5 separate regions of the Homo sapiens genome follow, and regions 1, 2, 3 and 5 are each linked to region 4. The links are chromatin loops, found by intact Hi-C in ENCODE. Cell type or tissue: A673. All regions are shown on one strand. Region 1 has its middle 450 kb from the start of MIR1973. Region 2 has its middle 120 kb from the start of MIR577. Region 3 has its middle 520 kb from the start of MIR1973. Region 4 has its middle 120 kb from the start of NDST4. Region 5 has its middle 420 kb from the start of NDST4.

Region 1 (5,000 bases), 620 kb after region 4:
TCTATTCTGATGTATCTAATTCACTACTACACCCAGTTTTTAAATTCTTAATCTTAGTTATATTACATTGATTTTTTTTTAGAACTCCTACTTAACCTCTTTCATAGGATTTTAGGTCTCTACTAAAATTTTTCATCTTCTGTTATTTGCTGCTATGGTTCCATTCAAGTCCTACCTATGGTACTTTTTTCTTAATGCCTTTAAATAATGGTTTTGTATTAATGCATGTTATGCAAATTTTATAGTTGTTTTCTTTGGAAGACTTAGTCCAATACATGTAACTCCATCATGATTGGACATGAGTACATACATTTTAAGCCAATTTTAAAAATTTATAATTCAAAAGCATGTTTTACCATTGTTAAAAATACATGTATATTCGGTTATTAAGGCTGAGATGGCCTAAAGAGTAAAATAAAACTAGAGACTTTATCACTCACAAGCTTCCAATTAAACCCTAACTAGATATTTTCTACGCTAAGCAAACATGTTTTATTTATCTTGCTTCCATGAAAACCTTATAAAAGTCTGTCTCTTGCCACCTTCTTCCCCAGCAAAGTGCTAAACCACTTGCAGTCTGATGTTGCCCAATTTATGAATCACTGAATACTGAAATAAACTCCCCAAAATGTAAATATGTCTCAGTTTAACAACATTGTCCAAAAAATGAAAAAAAAATGGTTAAATATGTATGTGTGTGTGTGTGTGTATGTGTGCATGTTTGTGTGTGCATGCATGCATGTGAGGTCTCTACACTACAATGGGCAATGTTGTTAAATTCCATTTTTCAACTTTGGGAACAGATAGAAATTTCCTGAAGTTCATGCACTATTAAAGTGCTACTAAAGTCTAGGCTTGGTATTAGAATGCAAGTCTCAATATATTGCAGATATTAATAAAAATCAATGGAAGGTCCCCAAGATGACCAACGAGAAGCTGCTAGTGGCTCTCATAGAGAGGAACGAAAGGAGCGAGTCAATATAGAACCTTCAACAGCGAGTCAATATAGCACCTTCAATGGAAATTAGTCCCAATATAGTAGTCATTGGGACTAATCAAGGAAGCAATTCAACCCATGGAGAATGAAGAAAATCAGGATAACGACCCACTTGGGAGCAGCATGGAACCAGGGGAACCTCCCCCACCCAGAGAAGCAGTGAGTGAATGTGCAACTTCAGGAATCCATGCTTCTCCCATGGATCCTTGCAACCCTAGGATCAGGAGATCCCCTTGTGAACCCATTCCACCAGGGCTTTCAGTCTGACACACACAGCTACCTGCAGTCTCAGCAGAGCAGCTGCTCAGGCACACACACATACACAGAGACTGGGCAGCCTCAGACACTCAGTTTTTTGGGGATTTCCAGCAAAAGTACCTGCAAAATCTGGCAAAGTGGGAAGTTAGACCTCCATACATAACCCTACGAAAAGGGCTAAAACCAGGGGACTGAGCAGCGACAGTCTGCAGGCCCTGATTCCATGGCACCTCACAAGATAAAACCCACTGGTTTGAAATTCAGCCAGCCCCGAGTAGCATCATTGCACCTCCCTGAGATGGAGTTCCCTGGGGGAGGGGGTAAGCCACTGTATTTGCTGTTTGGCTGACTTAGCTGTCTCAGCCTTCAAACGTTGGAGAGTCTAAGCTGACCTGGGGCTAGAGTGGGCCCTATCCTAGCACAGCTGCTGTATGAAAAAGTCACCAGACTGCTTTTTAAAGCATGTTCCCAATCTTATTTCTCCTCCTGGGTGAAACCTCCCAAGTAGAGTCTCCAGCTACCCTCACCGGTGGTCTCTAGCCAACAGAGGTTTCAAACCACCCTGGGATGGAAGTCCCAGAGAAAGGGGCAGGCTGCTATCTTTGCTGTTTGGGGGACTTAGCCATTCTGGCCTTTGGGCATTGGAGTGTCCAAGGTGACCAGGGGCTGAAGTGAACCCTCAGCACAGCACAACTGCTCTATGAGAACACAGCTACAGTGCTTTTTAAAGCAGGTCCCTGATCCTGTTTCTCCTCACTGGGTGGGATCACCTAACCTGACCTAACTGGGTGGGGTCTTCAACCACCTTCGACAGGTGTGTTTAGTCTGGCAACAGGTTCATACCTTGCTGGGATGGAGCTCCCAAAAGGAGGGGCAGGCTGCCATTTTTACTATTTCAAAGTCTTCACTGTTGATATCTCTAGGTACTTGAAAATCTGAAGTGATTAGGGACTGGAGCAGGCCCCCAGCATACCACAGCAGCCCTGTGGAAAATTGGTCAGACTGTTATGTGGGTTCCTGTTCCTACATATTCTCACTGGGCAGGTCCTCCAGGCCTGGGCCTCCAGTCATTCCTTGTCAGAGCTATTGAGCCAGTAGCAGCTCTGCAGCTCCCAGGACAGAGCCCCTAGAGGCAACTAAAAGCTTCTCTGCCACTGCAATTGCAGTGGGACTGCATTTGCTACCCTCGGAGTAACAAAGCAGCAAAGACTCTAAGTGCTTTATCCATACCCCCAACTAGCTGCAGTGGACCCAAGGAGAGAAGGCCAGTCTGTCTCTAATGGGTCCTACCCCTCCCCCTGCCCACCATCCTGATCATCACTACACATGGAACTCCTGGCTTGGGCCCACACAGACCTTCTCTTCTGGACTGCACTGAGAAATTGCTGACTTGCATTTCTCTGAGGTAGAGCCCCCAAGAAACAAGCAAGAGACCATTGCCCACAACCACTACTAAGGTCCCTGCCTCTGCTGCCTCCAAGTTGAGAAGGAAACATAAACACTGAGATTGCCCCAGAGCTGCAATGGGCAGCCAAGGAGTGCCAAGCTGCGATATACAGCCAGAACTCAACGGGGAGGGCGGCTCACACTTTCAGAGCATTGAGCGAGAACCTGGCTGCAACTGTTAGAAAACATAAGAGAGCTCCACAGCCAAGCAAGAGTCTACCAACTGACTAATGTGCCTAAGCGCCACCTAGTGGATCAGACCCCAAAGCTTCTCAACACCAAAAATATCTCATTAATATACCCCCTTCTGAAACCAAAGACAAGAATTCAGCTTCAAATAAAGACCCTGCACAAAACCTTGGCCCTGTGAAAACATTCAGAAAAGAAGTATATTGTCTGTACTCAGTCTAAACTGCAGTTAAAGGAACACTCACATGAAGAGATGAGAAAGAACCAACACAAAACTTTGGTAACTCAAATGGCCATAGTGTCATATGTCCTCCAAATGACCATGCCAGTTCTCCAACAAGAGTTCTGAGCCAAGCTGAGCTGTCTGAAGTGACAGAAATAGAATTCAAACTATGAATTGGAGCAAAGATGATCAAGATTCAAGATAATGGCAAAACGTAATCCAAGGAAACTAAGAATCACAATGCAATAATACAGGAGTTAAAGGATGAAACAGCTGGTATAAAAAAGAACCTAGCATATCTGACAGAGTTGAATAACACAAGAATTTCACAATTCAAAAACAAGTATTAACAGCAAAATAAACCAAGCTGAGGAAAGAATACCAGAACTTGAAGACTGGCTCTCTGAAATATGACAGTCAGACAAAAACAAAGAAAAAAGAATGAAAATAAATGAACGAAATTTATTAAAAGTATGGGACTATGAAAAGAGGCCAAATAAACAAATAACTGGCATCCCTGAAAGGGTCGGGGAGGGTAGAAAGCACACAACTTGGAAAACATATTTTAGGATGTCGTCCATGAAAGATTTCCCAACCTTTCTAGAGATGCCAACAGTCAACTTTGGAAAATGTAGAGAACTTTTGCAAGATTCTACATAAGAAGTTCATCCACAAGACACATATTTGTCAGATGTTCCAAGGTTAAATGAAAGAAAGAATGTTAAAGGTAGCTAGAGAGAAAGGTCAGGTCACCTACAAGGGGAGCCGCATCAGGTTAACAGCAGATCTCTCTGCTGAAACCTCACAAGCTAGAAGCGAGAAGAGATCAGGGTTCTGCATTCAACATTCTTAAAAGAAAAAATCTTCAACAAAAAATTTTATATCCAGTCAAACTAAGCTTCCTAAGCAAAGGAGAAATAAGATCCTTTTCAGATAAGCAAATGTTGAGGGAGTTTGTTACCACCAGACCTGACTTAGAAGAGATTTTGAAAGGTGCACTAAATATGGAGAGGACAGACTGCTAATAGATGGTAAAGAAACACAGTTAAATACACAGACCAATGACACAATAAAGCAACCACACAAAGAAGCCAGCAAAATAACCAGCTAACAACACAATGACAGGATCAAATCCACACATATCAATACTAACCTTGAATGTATATGGGCTAAATGTACCACTTAAAAGGCACACAGTGGCAGCCTGGATAAAATGCAAGACCCAATGGTAAGCTGTCTTCCAGAGACCCATTTCACACATAATGACACCTATAGGCTAAAACTAAAGGGACGGAGAAAAATCCACCAAGCAAATGAAAACAGAAAAAAAGCAGAGGCTGCCATCCTAATTTCAGACAAAACAGATTTCAAATCAACAGAGATTAAAAAAAAAAAAGACAAAGGAAGGGAGATGCATAATGGTAAGGGAATAAATTCAACAGGAAGAACTAACTATCCTAAATATATATGTACTCAGCACGAAAGCACCCAGATTGATTAAAAAAGTTCTTACAGACCCACAAAGAGACATAGACTTCCATACAATAATGGTGGGAGACTTCAACACTCCACTGACAGACAGTATTAGATAGATCATTGAGACTGAAAATTAACAAAGATATTCTGGACCTGAACTCAACATTGAACCAAATGGATCTGATAGACCTCTCCAGAACTCTCAACCCAAAACTAACAAAATATATGTTCTTCTCATCGCAACATGACACATACTTTCAAATCGACCACATAATTGAACATAATACATTTCTCAGCAAATGCAAAAGAACCTAAATCATGCCAAACACACTCAGACCACAGCACAGTAAAAATAGAGGTCAAGACTAAGAAAATCATTCAAAACCATGCAATTACATGGAAATTAAACAT
Region 2 (5,000 bases), 450 kb before region 4:
ATTTTTTTTGGAAGCATGTAAGTAGAATTGGCATTAGTTCTTCTTTAAGTGTTTGGTAGACTCTACCAGTTTATTCCTCAGATCCTGGGCTTTCTTTGATGGGAGACTTTTTATTATGGCTTCTATTTCATTACTTGTTTTCAGTTTGTTTAGGTTTTCTAATTTTTCATCTTTCAATCTTGGTAGGTTGCATGTGTCCAGAAATTTATGCATTTTTTCTAGGTTTTCTAATTAGTTGGCATCTGGTGGTTCATATTAGTCCGTAATGATTCTTTTTATTCTGTGGTCTCAGTTGATATGTCTTCTTTTTTGTTTCTGATTGTATTTATTTGGCTTTTCTCTCTTTTTCTTAGTTTAGCTGAAAATATATTTTTAAAAACCCAGTTTAAAATTTTTTTTTGATCTTCTATTTTTTTTAGTCTTAGTTTTATTTATTTCTGCTTTGATCTTTATTATTTCTTTCCTTCTATTTTTGGGGGCTTGATTTTTTCTCACTTTTATAGTTCCTTGAGGTGCATTGTTAGGTTGTCTATTTAAAGTCTTTCTACTTTTGGTTATTCCTATAAAATTCGCTCAGTACTGCTTTTGCTGTATCCCATAGATTTTGATATGTTGTATTTCCATTGTCATTTGTTTCAAGATATTCCTAAATTTCCTTCTTAATTTATTCATTGACCCATTGCTTGCTCAAGGGCATGTTATTTAGTTTCCATGTGTTTGTTTTGTGTAGTTTCCAAGGCTCAAACCCTCTTGTTATTGATTTCTAGTTTTATTTTGTTGTGGTCACAAAAGATATTTAATATTATTTCTACTTTTTTTTAATTTGTTGAGATATTTTTTGCAGCCTAAACTGTAGCTTACCCAGGAGAATGTTCCATGTGCTGATGAAAAGAAACTCCAATGTTTCCTTTTTGATTTTCTGTCTGAATGATCTGTCCATTACTGAGAGTGGGGTGTTAACGTCTCCTACTATTATTGCATTACAGTCTATCTCTCTCTTTAGATTTATTAATGTTTACTTTATATACTTGAGTGCTCTGATGTTGAATGCATAGATATTTATAATTGTTATATCCTTTAGCTGAACTGACACCTTTATCAGTATATAGTGATCTTCTTTGTCTGGTTTTACAGTCTTTGACTTGTAGTCTATTTTATCTGATGTAAGTATAGCTACTTCTTCCCTTTTTTGGTCTCCATTTGTATAGAATAACTTTTTCCATACTCTCATTTCCAGTCTATGTGTGTCTTTATAGGTAACGTTCACTTCTCGTAGACAGCATATAGTAGGGTCTTGTTTCTTTATCCATTCAGCCACTCTATGTCTTTTAATTAGAGAATTTAGTCCATTTACATTCAGCATTATTACCGATTAAATAAGGAATTACTATAGGCATTTTGTTGATTTTTTTTTTTTACAGGTTGGTTTGTAACTCCTCTCTTCCTTTTCTCCTTTTTGTTGCCTTCTTTGGGATTAAATGATTTTCTCTGGAAGTATGTTTCAATTCATTGTGTTTTATTGTGTATGATCTATTATAGGTTTTTGCTTTATGATTACCATGAGGCTTACAAAAAAATCTTACAGACACATGAAGTTATTTTAAAGAGATGATAACATCTTAGATGGCAAAGAGAATAATGTAAACAAATGAAATTTTAAAAATCCTCTGCAAATTAACTTAATTCCTTTCACATTTGGCTTTTGTGTTGTCTTAACTTAGATATTTTTATATTGCCTATCTCTTGACAAGTAACTGTGCATATTATTGTTTTTTATAGATTTGTATTCTGGGCTTCATTATGAGCAGATTTTTATCACAATTACAGAATTAGACTATTCTGGGGTTGTCTGTGCACTTAATTTTACCAGTGGGTTTTATATCTTCAATTTTTTTTTTGTTGTTTGTTTGTTTGTTTTCATGCACATTAGTGTTTTCTTCTTTCAGATTTAAGAACTCCCTTCAGTATTTCTTATAAGATCAGAAGGGTGGTGATACATTCTCTCAGTTTTTATTTGTCTGGGAAAGACCATCTCTCTGTATTTGAAGGATAGCTTTGCTGGATTTTGCATTCTTGGATGACAGGTTTTTTTTTCTTTCTTTTTCTTTTTTTTTTTTTCCACACTTTTAAAACATCATCTCACTCTCTCCTGGCCTGTATAATTTCATCTGGGATGTCTGTTGCCAGATCAACTGGAAGGATTTTAAAAAATATGTTATTTGCTTCTTTTTATCTTGCTGCTATTAGAATATTAGAATCCTCTCCTTGTCATTGACCTTTGAGAGTTTGAGTATTACATGTCTTGGGGTAGTCTTACTTAGGTAGAATCTATTTGTTGTTCTCTGATCTTCCTGTACTTGGATATTTATATCTTTCTCCAGTTTTGAAAGTTTTTTGTTATTTTTTCTTTAAATAAGCTCTCTTAGCCTTTTTCTTGCTCACCTCCCTGTTGAACACCAACAATTCCTAGACTTGGTTTTCTGAGATACTTTTCTATATTTTGTATTTGATATTTGTTGCTTTTCATTCTTTTTCTTCTTTCTGCTCTGTGTATTTTCAATTAAATAGGCTGCCTTTGAGCTCACAAATTCTTTCCTCTCCTTTATCCATTTGGCTGTTGAGAGCTTGTAATAATTCTTTTTCAGTTCAGTAAATGTATTTATCAGTTCCAAGATTTCTATTTTATTTTTCAATTATTTCAGTCTCTTTGTTAAATTTCTCTGATAAATTTCTGAATTGGTTTTCTGTGTTATCTGGAAGATCACTGAGTTTCCTAAAAACTGCTAAGTTTACATTTTGCTTAGAGAGCTCACATATCTCCATCTTATTAATCTCCATCACTGGTTTCTTGCTTTGCCCATTTGGAAAGGTCATGATTCTCTGTTTGCTTTTGCTTCTTGCAAGTATATGTCTATGCCTTTGCATTGAAGTATTAGCTATCTATTCCTGTCTTCTCTGTGTTATTTTTGACTTTTCCTGGATATATTTGTTTAGAGTTTCTTTGTAATTTTAGAATTTCCTTTCTTTCTTTCCTGCTAGGTCATTACCTCATATTTGGCACTAGATGGTGGCATAAGCCCAGGTTTGCCTCAGATTTAGTACACAATCAGAGCACTCCCTGCCCTGAATGAGGGAGTTCTCAAAGGGGATATCCTGGTAGTGTGGAAAAGCTTCTAGGAGTTTGTGCCAAGTGGACCTTTGGAATGCACCTCCTATAGTGTGGTGCTATTGAACAGCCACTCTGATCGGATGTTTCCTTTACCCAAGTTATAGACCACCTTTTGTCTCTGACTGTCTTCTGGAGTATTTCTCACTTCAGGCACTGGTGATGTTTCCCATGGGTTGAGGCAATGAAAGGTCTCCTGGTATGGGAAACTGGTTGTCCACCTTGGTCTCACTTTTTCCATTGTAGAAACCGGGAGTTGAGGGAAATTTTTCTGTGTGCTTGGTGCAGGGCAGATTGTGGGGCCGGGCATCACTGGCATAGAAGTTCAGTTCTCTTACCATCTGCTTGGAGTTTTTCTTCACTTCTCTGTGGCTCCAGGAACTGTCTCATCCTCATATTTCAGTTCTGGGATACTGCTGGTGATAATCTCAGTGTTGTATATTTGGTTTTGGTTTTCTGTGGGGAGGAGTGAAGCCAGCTTGCTTTTATGCTGCCATTGTGGGACTGGAAGCTCCTCACATTGCACACTCTTCAATGTTTTGTTACCTCCATGTGACTGCTCTCTAAGGCTTTGTTCTGTCTTTTGCTTTCTAGCTTTTGCTCATCATGTTCTCCAGGCCACTTCCACAGAGTTCCTTCATTTCATTATTTCAACAATTACCTCCATGCTGTGTCTTAAGCTTATCTTTTCACGTGGTATATATTTCTGTTTCCATTTGGGCATTTTCCCATCACCTTTTATTCAAATGTCCAAATCTAAATATGAATTCAATCCCCACAAAATTCTATCTTCCTAACCAAAATTCTAATATGTGTTAGTTTCATCATTATCCTCCTTATGCTTTAGACTTCTTTGCTCATCACACACTTCACCTTAGACTATTTCATATATGTTCTCACCACTTTACACAAGATAGGACACTGAAGCCGATGACTGGTTCTATCTGCCTTTGACTCCGAATTCGTGTCTCTCCAATCCATCCTGTTTATTCAGTAAAACTCATTGTCCTTAACAGACACGTTCACACTGTTACTGCTCTGTGAAGCCCATAAAGTTATCAGATCCCTGCCTCAGAAGTCAGACCACCTCAACAAGACGTGGATGTCACTTACTAGTCTTTTACTTGTAATGAGGCTATTTCCTCATCTGTTAAACAAGAATGATGACAATGTTTTGTCTGCCCTTTGCAAATAAATGATGTGGGAATACTTGAAAGAAATGTCAAGAGCCACATTTATAAATTATTATTACCATACTGTCTTTTGGTAGCACAACATTAAGTTTACACTCTTCTTGCTTTTACTCTATATGTTTTTTCTGTGTTTCCTAGTCAACATTTCTTCACTACTTCTGATAAGGAACCTTTTAGGAGAAGCTTCTCACTGACTCAAAACTTATAATAAAGGTCATCTCACTCTTTCATTTTTATTGGTTTTTCCCTTTGTCTGAGTTATTATTCTCTTTTATATACACCTGCCAAGATATATTGTTATGTTCAGTTCAACCTTTATTTCCTACATGGACATTTTCCTATAGCATTACTCTAATACATTTCTTCCTTTTTAAAACTATTATTGCTAGTCTGTTGCAATACTTACTATAACAGGTAATTACTCTTTTGTTGTTATTATTATTATTCCAGTTTTCACTTTAGCAACTACCACACTTTGGCGAGTATGGTAGGTGCTTAATAGTAGTTTTGATTGACTGATATAAGTAGCAAGTATTATATAATATAGAAAATATAAATCCCTCTTTCACATATTTTATACCTAATTTTTTTGTTTGAGAGATGATGCAAAAATTGCATTACATTAACAAAACAAAAATTAT
Region 3 (5,000 bases), 550 kb after region 4:
TTGCCCATGGTTTTAGATTATTCTTTTGTGTTGAGTTTTTTATATATTCTGGTTATTAGTACCTTGTTAGATATGTAATCTGCAAATATTTTCTCCCATTCTGTAGGTTGCTTTTTACTCTCTTTATTGTTTCCTTCACTGTGCAGAAGGTTTTTGGTTTAATCTAATCCTATTTGTCTATGTTTGCTTTTGTGGCTTGGGCTTTTGAGGTCTTACCACAAAGAATGTTTGTGCAGACCAATGTCTTGAAGTGTTTCCTCAAAGTTTTCTTCCAGTAGTTTCATAGTTTAAGGACTTACATTTAAGTCTTTTTGGAAAATAGTTTGGAGTACTCCTCAACAAACTTAAATTAAAATGTCATATGATCCAGAAATTCTACTGTTGGGAATAAATGCAAAAGAAATAAAATAACTTTGTCAAAGAAATATCTGCATTCTTATGTTCGTTGCAGCACTATTCATAGTAGCCAAAATATGGAATCAACGTAAGTATCCTTCAACAGATAGGTACAAAAATGTTGTATATATACACACTGCAATATTATTTAGCTATAAAAAAACAAAATTCTGTTCTTTGCATCAACATGGATGAGCCTGGAGGACATTATGTTAAGTGAAATAATTCAGGCACAGAAAAACAAATATTACATGTACTAACTCATATGAGGGAGCTTAAAAAGTTTCTTTCAAGGCGTCGGAGAGTAGAATGATAGTTACCAGATGTTGAAAAGGATATGAGAAAGGGGAAGATAGAGAGAGGTGGGTTAGTGTGTAAAAAATATACAGTTAGATGGAAAGAATAAATTCTAGTGTTCCATAGCACAGTAGGGTGACAATAGTTAACAGCAATTATAGTAGATTTTAAAGATAGCTAGAAGATTTAGAATGAGAACACAAAGAAATAATAAATGTTTGAGGCAATGGATATTCTAATTACCCTGTTTTGATTATTAACATTGTATGCATGTATCAAAATATTATAAGAACCCTATAAGTATGAAGAGTTATATATTAACTGTCATTTTTACGTTTTCCTTTCTGCTTGTCTTTAGCCCATTCAATTATTCTGCCACACACTCCTGTGTAAACCACCCTATCTACTCACTTCCTATTTTCTTATTTTGGCAATCAAGATTGCCAAAACTATCCTTATGACAAAATGAGCCCCTGGCCATCATTTTCATCTTTTCCAGTTTATCCTCCATATCACTTGCATTTTCAAAACTCATAGAACAATATTCAGGCTTATCGGTTCAACTTTTACTTCAGTTTTCCACAGCTGATATGATTATATCTATTGGAATCTTTGGAATTCATTCTCGACCATCTATGCTTCTAATGATTTGTACTATCCTCAAGTAAATTGATCTCAGATAGAGTTTAAAGTTTTTGTTTTATGTGATGCATGAAGAACCATGTCTTTCAGCATGTGTTGCTCTGATATTCTATGTACAAAACAATTTTTAAAGCTTTGTCAAAGGCAACTGGGCATATTTGGAGATATTTTAAATCATATTTTGCAGTTGCATTATTTTTTAAGAGCTATGCTCTTTTGGATGGACATAGAGAAATGAAAATCTTAGGGTAGTCCAGGTGAGTACTTGCTTCTGATTCTTACAACTCTGTAATTTTACATTTTATGTTATACTTTTGAGTGGACTGAGAGTACCAATGAGATAAAGCTTTCAACTAGATTATTTGGAAATGCCTATCTGTTTTTTTTTTCAGGGCTAAGCATTGGTTAATAATGTAAATATGAATATTAAGCCAAGAAATAGGTTTCTCAATTCAGACACACAAAAGTGTCTGAATTATTTAGTGACAGAAAATCTTGGTACACTGTCACTTTAAAAACAAAGCTTACAAGGCTGAAGATATATCTTATTTTTTTCCTATGGATTGTCGTTTTCATATTAAGAGAATGTAAATCAGGAATGTTTACTTCATTGAAATTATAACGTCCAAGGCCAATTTCTTCATAATAGTGTTTACTTCAGGCTATTCATAAAACAAAATCAATCATATTGAGTAACAAATTTGTTATTTTATTTTACTTTCACATTGGTTTCTGTATATTAGGACAATAATGACAGAAAGAGAGAGATGAAGCAAAACAAAAACTTCAATACTTTTCTTTAACGTAAAGAACTTTCTACTTTAGATATTTGGAGGTAAAATTCACTCTTTTATAATAATTATTCCTCAGAAGTCTTAAAATATTTAAGATATTTTTAAATTATTATTAAATTAGACATATCACCTATATTTTTAAATGAGTTTATGTGTCTTTATGTATGTGTGTGTACATATGTATTTATATGTATGTGTATTATTTATATATTTATAAAATAAAGATACTATTTAAAAATAAAGATATATCTAATTTAATGTTTCCTACTTAATTATAATTATGTATATATACAATTTTTATATATATAATATTTTAGAGATGGGGTCTCACTCTGTCCCAGGCTGGTCTTGAAATATTGGGCTCCAGGGAGCCTACTGCTTCAGCCTTCCCAAGAGCTGGGATTACACTCACGCACCATCATACCCAGTGTACTCTGTTATATTTTAAACATAGTTTTTACACTATATGGTATTCCTAACTGCATGAAATATATATCCTATTATATTTCCCTTTAGGGCATTATGTTAACCAGGATAAATTGATGAGAAGCACAATGGTAAATAAATTAATAATGACACATAAAATTTCTTTGAATTCATTGATGTGAAAAGAGATTCTAAATAATACTCTGGGTATGCTGAGTATTATGCATAAATCATTCTTTTTTGACCCTATTTAACAGAAGTTTTATTAACTGATATAATAATTTTCTTAAATCCATCAACAGGAAATGAATTTCAACGTAATGTAAACACCCACGCTCTTGGCAGAACTACACTGCCATCTATAGTTTTAGTCCCTGGGATGTTAGTGTGTGGATTTTAATCTGTATTTATTCTCTAATTGTTCTTTTGAGAAATAAGCTATTATATTTTATCTCTAGTTTCTTTTGAATGAAATTATCGAGCACATTTTGTGCATGTTTGTCTGGATTTGCATATTATATGTCATATTTTTCATATTATCGCAAGCTAAGCATTCTCAAATTTAAAAATGTCCTGCAGCTCATTAATAAATAGGAAACTGAAATAGTACAAGGAAACTGAAACTTATATTTCAGTTATATTTTGAGATAGTGATAACATTTGGGGTTAAAATACACAATAATTCAGAGATAATGTTTTTACTCATTAGTAAGACTTTTCTATATCAATAATTTAGTGACATGAATTAGCTAAGTAGAATAAATCAGTTGTGACAATATTTATTAAGCTCAAATCTCTTCTGAGTAACTCTAAAATAAGTTCCTACTTCAGATATGGGTTTTGCATAGAAGGACCACTAAGGACTTTCTTTTCTCTGGTGTACATTGTTGTTGAGTAAAAGCACTTACTAAAATTTTAAGCCTTCTGTGAAGCTGTACTAGTTGGTTGCTGTGATTAGCACTTCCTTTCAAGTTGAGTAATGTTATGAGACCAACTCTCTCCCTTAGTATTAAAACAACAACAGGCTTAATAATAAAGCAGTGCAATAAAGTTCAGTCAATAGTTTGCAAACATGTTTTCCCTGAAGAAGAATACCATTTTTTTGTGAGGAAAAAAAAAAAAAAAAAAAAACTTCTCTGGGACCATGGTGGAAAGACAGAGGAGTGGAGTGATCATAACCTATTAATTACTTTTATGAACTTATCTATCTTTTTTCTTGATTTACCTGTTTTCAGAGACTGCATTTGTGTATGCTGTGTATTCTATAAAATGTACAAATCAAAATTTTCACAAACTTGTTCAGAGTTTTTTAAACCTGGACAGATTCAGGTATAAAATTTTGCATATTAACTATTAGAGCATCTAGCTCTACTTGTAAGCCATGTTGATTGAGATAACTGCAGGAGGTAACTCAAGATAGTTTCAACTTTTTGCCAGTGCCCTAGGTTCTTGTAATCTTCCAGGATATAAATAAGAGAGATTGCGAGACGTAGCAACGAGAAGAAAGTTTATTTAACTTGTGCACAAGGGAGCCAGCACAAAAAAAAGGGAACAATTGGGGCTGCTTCCTGAAAGCTGTGCGGGATTCAATTTTACGGGGCTCTCCTATGGGGACGGATGATGTCAGGGCATGTATAGGAAGGCTTTTTCTAGCATTTACGCAGTGGCTCAGTTTGCTTCTACATACATTGCGTGTATCATTAGCGTTTTAAATCTTCATCTTGTGGCATAATTTTTAGCATTAAAATGAGGAAGGCCTAATTATAATTTGAAATATGAATCTAACTGCACATAAAAGGGTCCCTGAGGAAGTCCGCAGCCCCCTGAAAGGAGGAACTTGTGGTTAGTGGCTTCTTGAGTCTTTTGTTGGTGATTGGCTGGAAGTTAGGTCAGCCACAGCTTAAGTAGAGGCTTTTGTTCTTTTTCTCCAAACCACATTAAAAGAGAAAACAAGATAGCCTGCCTATCTCAAATCTATTTTTCTATTTTCATTCAGTTCTGCAATTTTACATATGATCCTTATGCAAATGATTTATAAACTACTGAATTCAAGGCATAACAGATGTTAGTAAGGGAAGGTGTTTAAAACGTGGAACTTGTAACTGAGCTTTACAAGGAGAGTGAGGAGAGGAAGGGATGATTAGAATGCACAAGGTAGATGCCTGAACTGTATTGAGATATTGTTGAAGTCACAACAGTTGTTTTCTATCTGAGTAAGAAACCAAAAAGGATAAAATATTAAGTTTGAGAGTGGGAAACCCTATATCCAAATTCAGGACATGAATAAGTGAGTTTGTAGGGAGTTCTACTTGGGAAGATTTTTGGAGTTCAGAAAGAAAGGAAATGAAGTGGATTTGATACTGTGTAGATTGTCTTTGCTGCTATTTGAGTCATTCTAGATAATAGTAGGTCATGCGATTGAAAAGCAAGATTAGGTCAAATTCC
Region 4 (5,000 bases):
TAGGAGACATAAAAAATCTGTAATATTCCTGGAATAATCTTTCTGACATTGAAAAATGTAAGGCAGACAGAGCAAAATATGTGAGTATAGATATGAGACCACAGAAAATAATTTGATACAATTTTTCATTTCTTCTTGAAATAATTTGAAAGTTATCCTTTTGAGTTTCTTAATCATAGAAAGTATTCTGGGTCTACTGAACTACCAAGAGCTTATGAATGCATGTGGAACAGAGGTATGACCAGAGTCAAAGGTTTTCTATTTCTTCCTTGATGTAAAACCCTGCATATCCATTTCTTCCTGCTTTTTATCCAATCATAAAATGTTGATTCTAATGATAGAAGCAAAATTAGAAAATTATGATTCTAAGTTATATTAATGAACTTAAAATAGTCCAGTAAAAAGAAAAAAAAAACTTGATAGGTTCTACCCCTGTTCACCAAAGTCTGGCCCTTCTGCATTTCTGGGCTCCAGCAATCCTCCTGCCTCAGCCTCCCAAGTAGCAAGGACTACAGGCAGATCATTCCCCCTTGAATTACACAGTGTGACTGTTTTGGTCAATCTAATGTTAGGAGGAGTGAGGTATCTTATTTCTGATGGAAAGCAATGATCCATTATTCAGCCTGACTCTTCCCTTGCTGCAGCTAGTGTGAAAGCTTATATTGCTGTGGAGGTACCATAAATTCAGAGCAAAAGCACATCTTTATTGAGGTAACCCAGTGAAAATTTGGAGTTGTTACTACAGCATAACCTGAACTATTTTGAATGAATTAAGAAGCTAAAGTAGAAGGACTAGCAGGAAAATTAAACCCCAGAAGAAGTAAAGGAAACTGGGTAGAAGAAAATCTAAATCTTCAAACTATCCCTAAGCCTTAGGAAGAAAGGAGTTGTGTGTGAAAGAAATTGTAGAAAGTGCTATGTCATGGTATAGCTCAGTTTATGTATTCCTTTCTAGTGGAACTGGGTTTGAAGGTTATTTCAGTTTCTTCGCAAAATTTTACCTCATTTAAAAAATTTTTAAATATTTTAGTTGCCCTGGGACCAGAAACCTAAAGTTGAGGATTTTGAGTCTTAAAATTAGAAAACAGATTATGACTTTGAAAGGTTTCAATTTTTTATCTTACAAAACTTACAGTGACTAAAAAAAGGTAATTAAAAATTAAATAGCTGGTCTTGATTCTTAATTTTTTAAGAAAATGCAACTTGTCTTTGGTCTTTTTATGTTTATGTGTTGCTTTACCATTTTATTTCAGGGATCTGGGTCTATCTTACACGAATTTCCTATGAAGAGAGGCTTACATTTTATAACTGAAATTACTCCCACCAAGTGAGCTTAAAAACCCATTTTTCATGTTTAGCAAGACACTCCTGCATATAGCAATGAGAAAAGATTATTTGTCAGTGAATTTCAAGCATGTCTTTAGAAAAGTCTCACACAGTGCCTTTCTTGTGTCCTTATTGACTTTTAAATATTAAGTCATGCGACAATACTGTTTTTACTCCAAGGGTCAGGTGACAGAAAACAATAAACTGGCTAAAAGTAATAAAGCGCTATTAAATAAAATCAAACAAGAAAATATAGCTCTAAAATTCAGGCTACCACTTTGTCCTTACTTTGGCTTGCTTATGGGAATTTATTGAAGAAGCTTTTTAAACTTCATCAAAAAAGCCTCATAGCAGTTAATGATAGTGTGAGGGAGAAGAGGTTTTGCTATGTTTAAATTCCATTAGAGCATTGTGGGTTTTCACTTCCTTAGTGGACCTTTTAACTTCCGAAGTAAATCCTTTGAGGTTTAAGCTTATTTGCTCTCAGCAATAATATGGCTTCTGTGACAAAAAAAAAAGTAATACCATAGCAATTTTTACAGCATGCACTTGTGAAATATCTTCCTATCATGAATATATAGCTGAAAGGTATCTTCAAATTAAATTGTATGATATGATGTGTAAGTTTAAGTTTTTAATGAAATGGAATACAGCTATACTGAGTATTCAATCAATTGCAATTTTTAAAATTTCACTTAAAGGAAGAAACACAAATTAATAATAAATTAACTCATAACAGCAATATGATTAAAAAATCATGAGTAATTTCAAACCTTATAATTCTTTCCCAATGTTTCTGCTAGATTTTAATATAATAGGGATTAAATTCTAGAGCCACATGCAAGAAAAGCATGTTTAGACTACATAGGGTCTTTGATAAATACAAAGTAGATAAATTCATGATTATATGAGATAGAATGCATAAAATAATTTTATTTCATTTATGATAATTTTATTATGTATAATCAAAAATTACACAATCAAAACTTTTCTTAAGGATTACATCATTCTAATTCACTAATTTGACTCTGAAGCTTCTGGTTAGACATGGACCATTGATTGATCACTGACATTTATCTCCTCTTTTTATGAAAACTCACTAAAATAGGAATTCAAAATACATAAAAATCTATAAAGTCCAATACAGCAAGAGAGAAAATAACATAAAGAGAATATGGTTCCTCACTTAGCGGATTTATAAAAAAGTACCTGCAGGGGGCATGCCTGACACAAAATAGAATTGTTTCCACAGCTCCTGGGAACATAAGTTATTGAAAAAGACATAGCTAAAATGGGAACCTGAAAACAGGAGGTTGTGTAAGAGGCTGTATTGTATTATATTGACTCCTCACTCCCAGGTCCCTTTCTTACAACCAATCCATCCCTCAACACTAAAGTTTTATTTTCTAAGAAAACTCAGTACATGAACTACAAGCATAGAAGAGGACAGGGCCAGGCTTGGGACTATAACCAGCCTGAGTGAAAAGCAGAACTCAGGTCCCTTTCCCCATTCTGGGAATAAACGAAGCAATCTGGTATTTATTTGCACAGCAGGAAATTAGGAGACACCACTAAGGAAAGACAGAGTCATTGCAGCTCATCCCACAGTAAATGGCTTCAATCAACAAAGCCTTTACAGAGAGCTTCCAATCAGCTTCAAGTGTTTCACTTTTAAATGTAATGGAATAGTAAAAGCTTACCCGATATTTGAGGAAAGCCACCAACATGAAAAGTGAGCGACCAAAACTAACAAAAAGTGGAAAAATGAGAAAAGAAAGCCAATGGAGAAAGGAGAAAATAAAGCAAAAACAAAACAAGACTAATTGTCATATTAAGATATGAGAACATATTGCATACTTTAATAAAGTGGTCTTCTCTAAGAAGAATAAAAGAAAAAAGCAAGAAGACATGGATAAAATAAAAACATGTAATTAATGGGTTGGATAGTAAAGTTGATAACATTTTCTATCATGATCTCAGGTCAGAAAAATGCATCCTGCAAAGCAGTACACACAAGACACAAGGAAGAAAAGGAGAGTTGTGGTTCAATTCGGCCATTTTTCTCTTTGGAGACCTGGCACATAATTTTGATATGCATTTGATTGTAATGCATATCAAAACCTAACTGATAGTAAAGATACTTAAAGTAATCATTAATCATTGAGGAAACTAAGATCAGATTTGCTGGTATTTTATTTATTAGACATTTGCATCTATATGCATTAGCGAAATAAGGTTAAAGTTTCATTTTTATTTTTATCAGATTTTGATATAAAGGTTTGTAAATGTTTTTAAAAAATTTTTTTAACAAAATGTTTCTTATATTCTGGAAGATTTTGCACAGACTTGGAATGTCCACACAAACCTAAAATATCTGCTATAAAATCACCTGTGTTCAGAATTTTAAAAAGTTATTTATTTCACTCTTTTCATTTTACTATGATTATTATTTTGTTGAAATCATGTTTTGTTTTTAGAAGATTTTGGTAAGGATGTAATATTCTCTATATTTGAAAACCATACTTGTGTTTTTATCATTAGTCATAAATATTCCTAGTTGTGTGGTGATTTAATTAAACTTGTAAAAGCTTTATATATTTTATATTTTGATTATATCTACTAAAGAAATATTTTTTGGATTAATTTAGTTATTCTGTGGTTTTTTCTTTTTCTAGTTGATAACATTTGTCTTTAACTTGCCTATTTCTCCACTATTCGTTTTTTTTTTATTTATCATATCCTACTTTTTTTTCAACTTCTTAACTTGATGTTTAATTAATTTAATTCATTATTTAAATGTAAGCATTTCACTTTATAAACCTCAGAAGCCAATGTGGATACATCCTAAAGCACTTAAAAGTATTCCCACTTTCAGTAATAATCTCTAGTTGTTTTAGAATTTCCTAACTGAGCAAATTTTTCAGAGGAATGTTGATTAATAATCAAATGGATGTTTTATTTGGTTTTTGCTCAATTAATTCATAATTTTATTACCTTTTGAAAGAACATGTGGCTGAAGTAGTTTCTATTTATTGGAGTTTTCTGAGATTTTCTTCATGATCTAATATATGACTGTGATCAGGGAATAATTTTTAAAACTAAGAGCTATCCTACATATTTGGCTATGTTAAATGTCCTTTCAACTCTCTATATTCTCATTGTGTTTGTGCTGATGAGAGTAGGCAAAAGCAGAGATTGTATTTTCTATTTATTTTTATGTAAACTATATTTTTACATAAGAAGTATGGATACTTACATATATATATATATATATATATATATATATATATATATATTTACATATATTTTGAAAGATTGTGAGTGGTTTGTTAATGTCCTTTCCTGTATTTCCTTCAATTTGTATTTGTATTTATAAGAATTTCCAGGCCAGGTGCGGTGGCTCATGGCTGTAATCCCAGTACTGTGGGAGGCCGAGGCGGGTGGATCACGAGGTCGGGAGATCGAGACCATCCTGGCTAACACGGTGAAACCCCGTCTCTACTAAAAATACAAAAAAATAGCCGGGCATGGTGGCGGGCGCCTGTAGTCCCAGCTACTCAGGAGGCTGAGGCAGGAGACCGGCTTGAACCCCGGAGGCGCAGCTTGCAGTGAGCCGAGATCACGCCACCGCACTCCAGCCTGGGCAACAGAGCAAGACTCCGTCTCCAAAAAAA
Region 5 (5,000 bases), 300 kb after region 4:
TTCAACTAAATAACTTAATGCACTTTTGTTTTTACTCTTCCCTTTAGTTTTGTCTATGGTATGAATAGGAAGTATCTTTGATTATTTGAACTCCCTTATTAAATTTAGAACAGTATTGAGAACTGGTATTCTAATATCTTGTTCATGAATCAGACCCATAAACAGGAATTTATATTTGAAAAGAGAATAGAGCAATATCTAACAGATCAAGATATTTTAGTAGTGTGCTTTATGAATATATTATTTGATATCACTCAATTCCGCTCATAAATTCTTTGTCTACTTCTTCTTATCATCTTTATGACTTTAGATTGTTTACATTCTCTCAGTTTCAGGTGTTTTTATCTGATAAATGGGATCAAACATTTATATTAATGCAACCGTTGTGAAGGTTGACATCAGTTCAATGATTTAAAATTTATTACATGTCTCTGTATCTAGGAAATACTCCATAAACTGGAATTTTTAACGTAATATGTTAGCATTTTGTTTGCATTAAATTCAGAACAAAACAAAAATATGGCAAACATCCAGCTAGCACCCAGGAATCTACCACCACCAACAAACATTGCAAGTTTAGAAAAGTAAGGTGAATCTTGCTTTGAAAAGAAGTTTACCTTTCATCAAAAATCTTCAACGCCTTTTCTGCTTTCTTAAAACTGAGGTACATCCACGACCAACTGAAATGTAGATGTTAAGAAATAAGCTTGAAAATTTTTACTTTATAGTAAAAAAATAATGTTAAAGGCAGAGGTTAGTAAGATTTTTATGAAACTATAAAGGATATTAAAATATTTTAAAATATTTGAGAGGCGTATAGGAAAGTGTATTCTAAACATTTACATGTGCACATGTGCAAACCTCCTGTAATTTATAATGTGGAAGAATAATGTGACAGTTTCAAGAAGCTTCCAAAACCAATTTAAATATTTATCTGAAATGAATCTAAATACCTCTTGAGATTAGCCTAATTCAGATTCTATTGTGTTATGGATAAAAATGAAGACACTATAAACTTGGCTTATAAGTAATATAATAATCAACTATAACCTTTGGTTTTCTATGTTATAGTAATAAAGATGTGTTGAATTTAGAATTTTCTAGAACAGAGAGAAAGATTGAGGAGGTGATAGTTTCCTTAGGTTAGAAATCACTATGTTTTTGCTGTAGAAATTGTTCTCAGGTTCTTTGTAGTTAGAATGTATGTAGTTCCTGTCATTTATCTACTCCTTTATTAACATCCATTTTTATTGAGGCAAAATAAAATAATTCTTTCTGAGATAAAACAATGAGAAAATTAGACTGTTTTCATTTTGGCTACTTCTGTAGGCCTTCGTTTTGCAAACAGTGACTAAGTAACTAATTGGGCACACATTATTTTCATTGCATAGAATAGCTATAATTTTATTTAGAAATGAAGTAGATTTTGTATCTTATTATAGCATATTCACCTGGTTTTTCAGTTTCAATTTTTTGTATTTGTGCCCCAAAGATAAATGTGCTATGGTTTTATAGCAGACACACATCAGTTACCACCCCAAAATATAAATATGTATGTCATATACATGTGTGTGGATAAAATTTAGTAACAGCGTTACTCATGTGGCATGTTAACTCATTATTAAGTATGACTTCTTTTACTAAATTTGCTCTTTTTTGCCTGATTTAGCAGAATAGTTTTGTTTTTTAAATCTCATATGCACTTTCATTGCCTAAATTGTATTTATTCAATATATTTTTTCCCTTTTCTGTTTTATAAAGAAGTGCTCAGATACACATATTTTCAAAACATTCTTTGTACCAATAGGGTAAAATATTTACTACTTGATATTTCTGGCAGTTTTATAAAAAAGTTAAAAATTGGTATATTTTTTGTACTGAATGATTCATCAGATAAATGTTTCCTTTTATGATTCCCAACTAAACCAAACTCCAAGGAGTTTTATTATTTGGAAATTTAAGACTAAGGAATCTTTAGAGGTAACTATCAAAAGAGAAAACTTTTTAAAAAATAACATTATTAATGCAAAATATGTTTGAATGTTTACTAATTGCCAGGAACTGTTTAAGCAATTTATGTGTATATCTTATTTAAATTCTAATGCAACTTTACCACCTTATCACAAAGTAAGCTTAACAAATTAAATTTAAACAGAGAAAGAGACACAGAGAGTAAGAGGTGGTAAGAGATTTATTTAAATTTCCCAATGTTACACAGCTACGAATATGGCAGAACAAGAACTCAAAATCACACATTTTGATACCGGAGCTTGAGCTCCCATTATTGAATTTACCTACTGCTCAAGATAAAAGCAAATGAAAAGGAATGATATATTATTGATAATACTAATGAAGCTTGGAAATTTTTTGCCCTTAATCTGACATTGGATCTATCTTTAAAGTTAGAAAACTAACTAAAATGGCCTAAGTTTCATGATGGAAATGTAAAACACATATCAGAAACATACTTTACTGGGAGAGAATATATGCTGTTTTCTCTTGTTATGAGAAACATCCACTTGATAATCTGTAAGCTTCCATTTTTAAGAAGCTCAGAAATGCATATAAATTTGTAAAATGAGCATAAACTGTTAGAATTATTACTGCTGTGTTATATCTGAACTCAAAAATAAGTATTCCTGGTCAGTGCCCCATACAACCTCAAAATGTACGTATTGTCTTTATCATTTTAATCGACTCTTCCAATGCTATTTTTCTGCCTTTAGAAATAGAATAAAGGAATGCACTTATTAATAAAGGGATTTTAAAGTTGAGTCTTTTGGTGCCACCTTCTGGCATAAATTATTGCATAAAGTATTTTAAATTATAAAAATGTCTAATGGTTAAATAAGTTAAATTAGATGGTTTTATGTCTAAGAAAAGACATTTCTACTTTAAGGTAATTTACTTGCACTGAAGTCAGTATAGAGAAGGAAGATTTGAAACTGATTTGAACCATACAAAGACAATTATTCAAAAACCAGTATAATTTTTCGTATGTAATAACTGTAAATAGAAAAAAGAAAAAAGAAGAAACCAATAGGAAATGGTAGTAACATTAAACAAACTTTATTAATCTATTAATTTTATTAACTAGATATTGGCAGGAACGTTAACAGTTTTTTTTTTTCCTGAGCAACTAAATACAGGACTCAATACCTTTAATTGTTATTTGAACCAATTGCATTTGATTCATGACTTTAGTTTTTACAAACTACTTCATACTCAGGTTATTTTGTTTCATTAGTATTTTATTTATTGCAAAGTTTAATATTGTGCTATTGTATTTACCACACATTGTGCTGATAAAAATAGAAAAACAGTTTCTAGAAGTAAAGGTGAGGTAAGAAAATTCTATATAATCATGATGACCTATTTTTTCAGTAATCCATTAAATATTGAAATATTTATTAACCTGTCAATCAAGCTCTAAGTTCACTGAGATTATATTTCAAAATTATTTAAAGTCTCCCTTTTTTCCTTCAGAAGAAGCAAAGTGTATAAATACATACACACACGTATATGAGTGAAACCTCTCAACTATATACATGCATATGTTCCTGACCTAATAAACCACGTTTTGCCAGAGTTGCCAGGGGTGATTTGAAAGTTGCTGAAATGTTAATTTGGTTGATACCGATTGAACAGAACTTAAATGTAGACTATGTTCTATTCCACTTTAAAGCAAGTAAAAAAAGTAAATTTTTGTGAATTACTTTGAAATTTAGTTTTCATGAACTCAACATACCCTGAAAATGAATTTTGACATACTACCTGAAAATGAATTTGACATATCACAATCACACAGTTTTTTTCAAAAATAAGCTATTTAAGTAAGGAAACACCTTATTATATTATTAGACTTTACCCTGACTTAACTTCTCTTAATTACTTAATTATATAAAACACTATCCAACTCTTTTGAATAATTTATGTAACAATATGCTACAAACATAAATGAATGGACATTTTAAAAAAGCATTTCACCAAGAGATTTCTGGAATTAACTTATTGTGTGACCTTGAGAAGTCCTTTAACTATTTTGAGGCTTTGTTTCTTCATCTATGAAATGAGAGGATTGGAGTCAATAACCCTTTCAATCTGATCAGCTCCTGATATTCTTTGAGCATATACTTCTGCTAGCTAGGGAAATATGAACGTAATGGGACACTGTATTGTATTAATTTCTTTGTTCTGGTGGCTGGAGGAGAATCTCAGGAAAAACACATAAGTAGAATGAACAAACTTTTTTTGTATTGTTTGGGCCTCATTTGTCTTAAGGTATATTAATGGACTTTATGTTTCAGAGTCTCAAAGAAGTTAATGGCACCCCTGAAGATTATCCTCAACCAAGCTTGTATATAGTAAAAGCCATTGGCTCATTGACAATAATTCATCAAAGTATAGAGGAGGAAAAGATGTATTGAGAAGTACTGATGCTTTGAGTTTAATGAAGTTCCCCAAGATGCAGAGAGATGAGATTTGAGAGTGCGGATGGGTTTCCTGATTGGCAGGGACCTGTTCAGTTGCAGTACCTGTGGTAGGTTAGTAAAATTTGTGTGTGTGTGTGTGTGTATACACTTGCACACAGGCATGCTTGCATGTTGGAAGAGGAGGAAGAGATTGAAATGCCACTAATGAGAATCTAGAGAAAGTAAAAATACTCCTGCTGAATGCTGATACAGAAGAGTAGAGCTGTTTATCTTTCAGTGCTTATGCAGACCATGGTCATTTGGGAGTACCAAAAGTAGCAACCATAAGTTCGCTATAGAAAAAAACAGAAGCCATGTCTTTGTTGTTAGCCTTCTACCTGAAGGGAAGATATTTTAATAAAGGCTTATTTTTTGAATTCCTTTACACTAGGTATTGGGGGCTCAGAATCAGATTTAAATTCAAGAAATCCCACACTTGTCCGTGAAATGTTTAGGTAAACGGGGCTTTGGACAGTGCTTCACATTGAACAGTGTTTTGTAGAACAATGACAATTTCTTTTATTCCTC

Evidence for each region. Hi-C counts contacts between places; a loop is a spot of excess contacts. Peaks named below come from ENCODE experiments on the same cell type or tissue, not always from the same donor. Only the 100,000 strongest peaks of a DNase experiment are listed, where the experiment ranks them.
Region 1: a loop joins it to region 4, with 8 times the contacts of the local background. A loop is called at or near these places in 10 of 110 quality-filtered maps.
Region 2: a loop joins it to region 4, with 2.4 times the contacts of the local background. A loop is called at or near these places in 5 of 110 quality-filtered maps.
Region 3: it touches region 4 in a loop (2.0-fold over the local background); 8 of 110 quality-filtered maps call a loop at or near these places.
Region 5: a loop joins it to region 4, with 5 times the contacts of the local background. A loop is called at or near these places in 19 of 110 quality-filtered maps.

Annotation. Positions count from the first base shown.
Region 1 is chr4:115,849,730-115,854,729 of GRCh38, forward strand. No RefSeq gene overlaps it. Among named protein-coding and RNA genes, the nearest start is that of MIR1973, 450 kb to the right of the region's middle. In A673, a CTCF peak has its summit at 2,963 (motif pointing left); a DNase peak (open chromatin) is centred at 2,922.
Region 2 is chr4:114,777,321-114,782,320 of GRCh38, forward strand. No RefSeq gene overlaps it. Among named protein-coding and RNA genes, the nearest start is that of MIR577, 120 kb to the left of the region's middle. In A673, a CTCF peak has its summit at 3,060 (motif pointing right); a DNase peak (open chromatin) is centred at 3,111.
Region 3 is chr4:115,777,567-115,782,566 of GRCh38, forward strand. No RefSeq gene overlaps it. Among named protein-coding and RNA genes, the nearest start is that of MIR1973, 520 kb to the right of the region's middle. In A673, a CTCF peak has its summit at 2,919; DNase peaks (open chromatin) are centred at 2,885 and 4,125; H3K27ac peaks cover 2,062 bases.
Region 4 is chr4:115,232,052-115,237,051 of GRCh38, forward strand. No RefSeq gene overlaps it. Among named protein-coding and RNA genes, the nearest start is that of NDST4, 120 kb to the left of the region's middle. In A673, a CTCF peak has its summit at 2,540 (motif pointing right); DNase peaks (open chromatin) are centred at 2,580 and 2,860; H3K27ac peaks cover 2,545 bases.
Region 5 is chr4:115,534,817-115,539,816 of GRCh38, forward strand. No RefSeq gene overlaps it. Among named protein-coding and RNA genes, the nearest start is that of NDST4, 420 kb to the left of the region's middle. In A673, a CTCF peak has its summit at 2,805 (motif pointing left); a DNase peak (open chromatin) is centred at 2,785.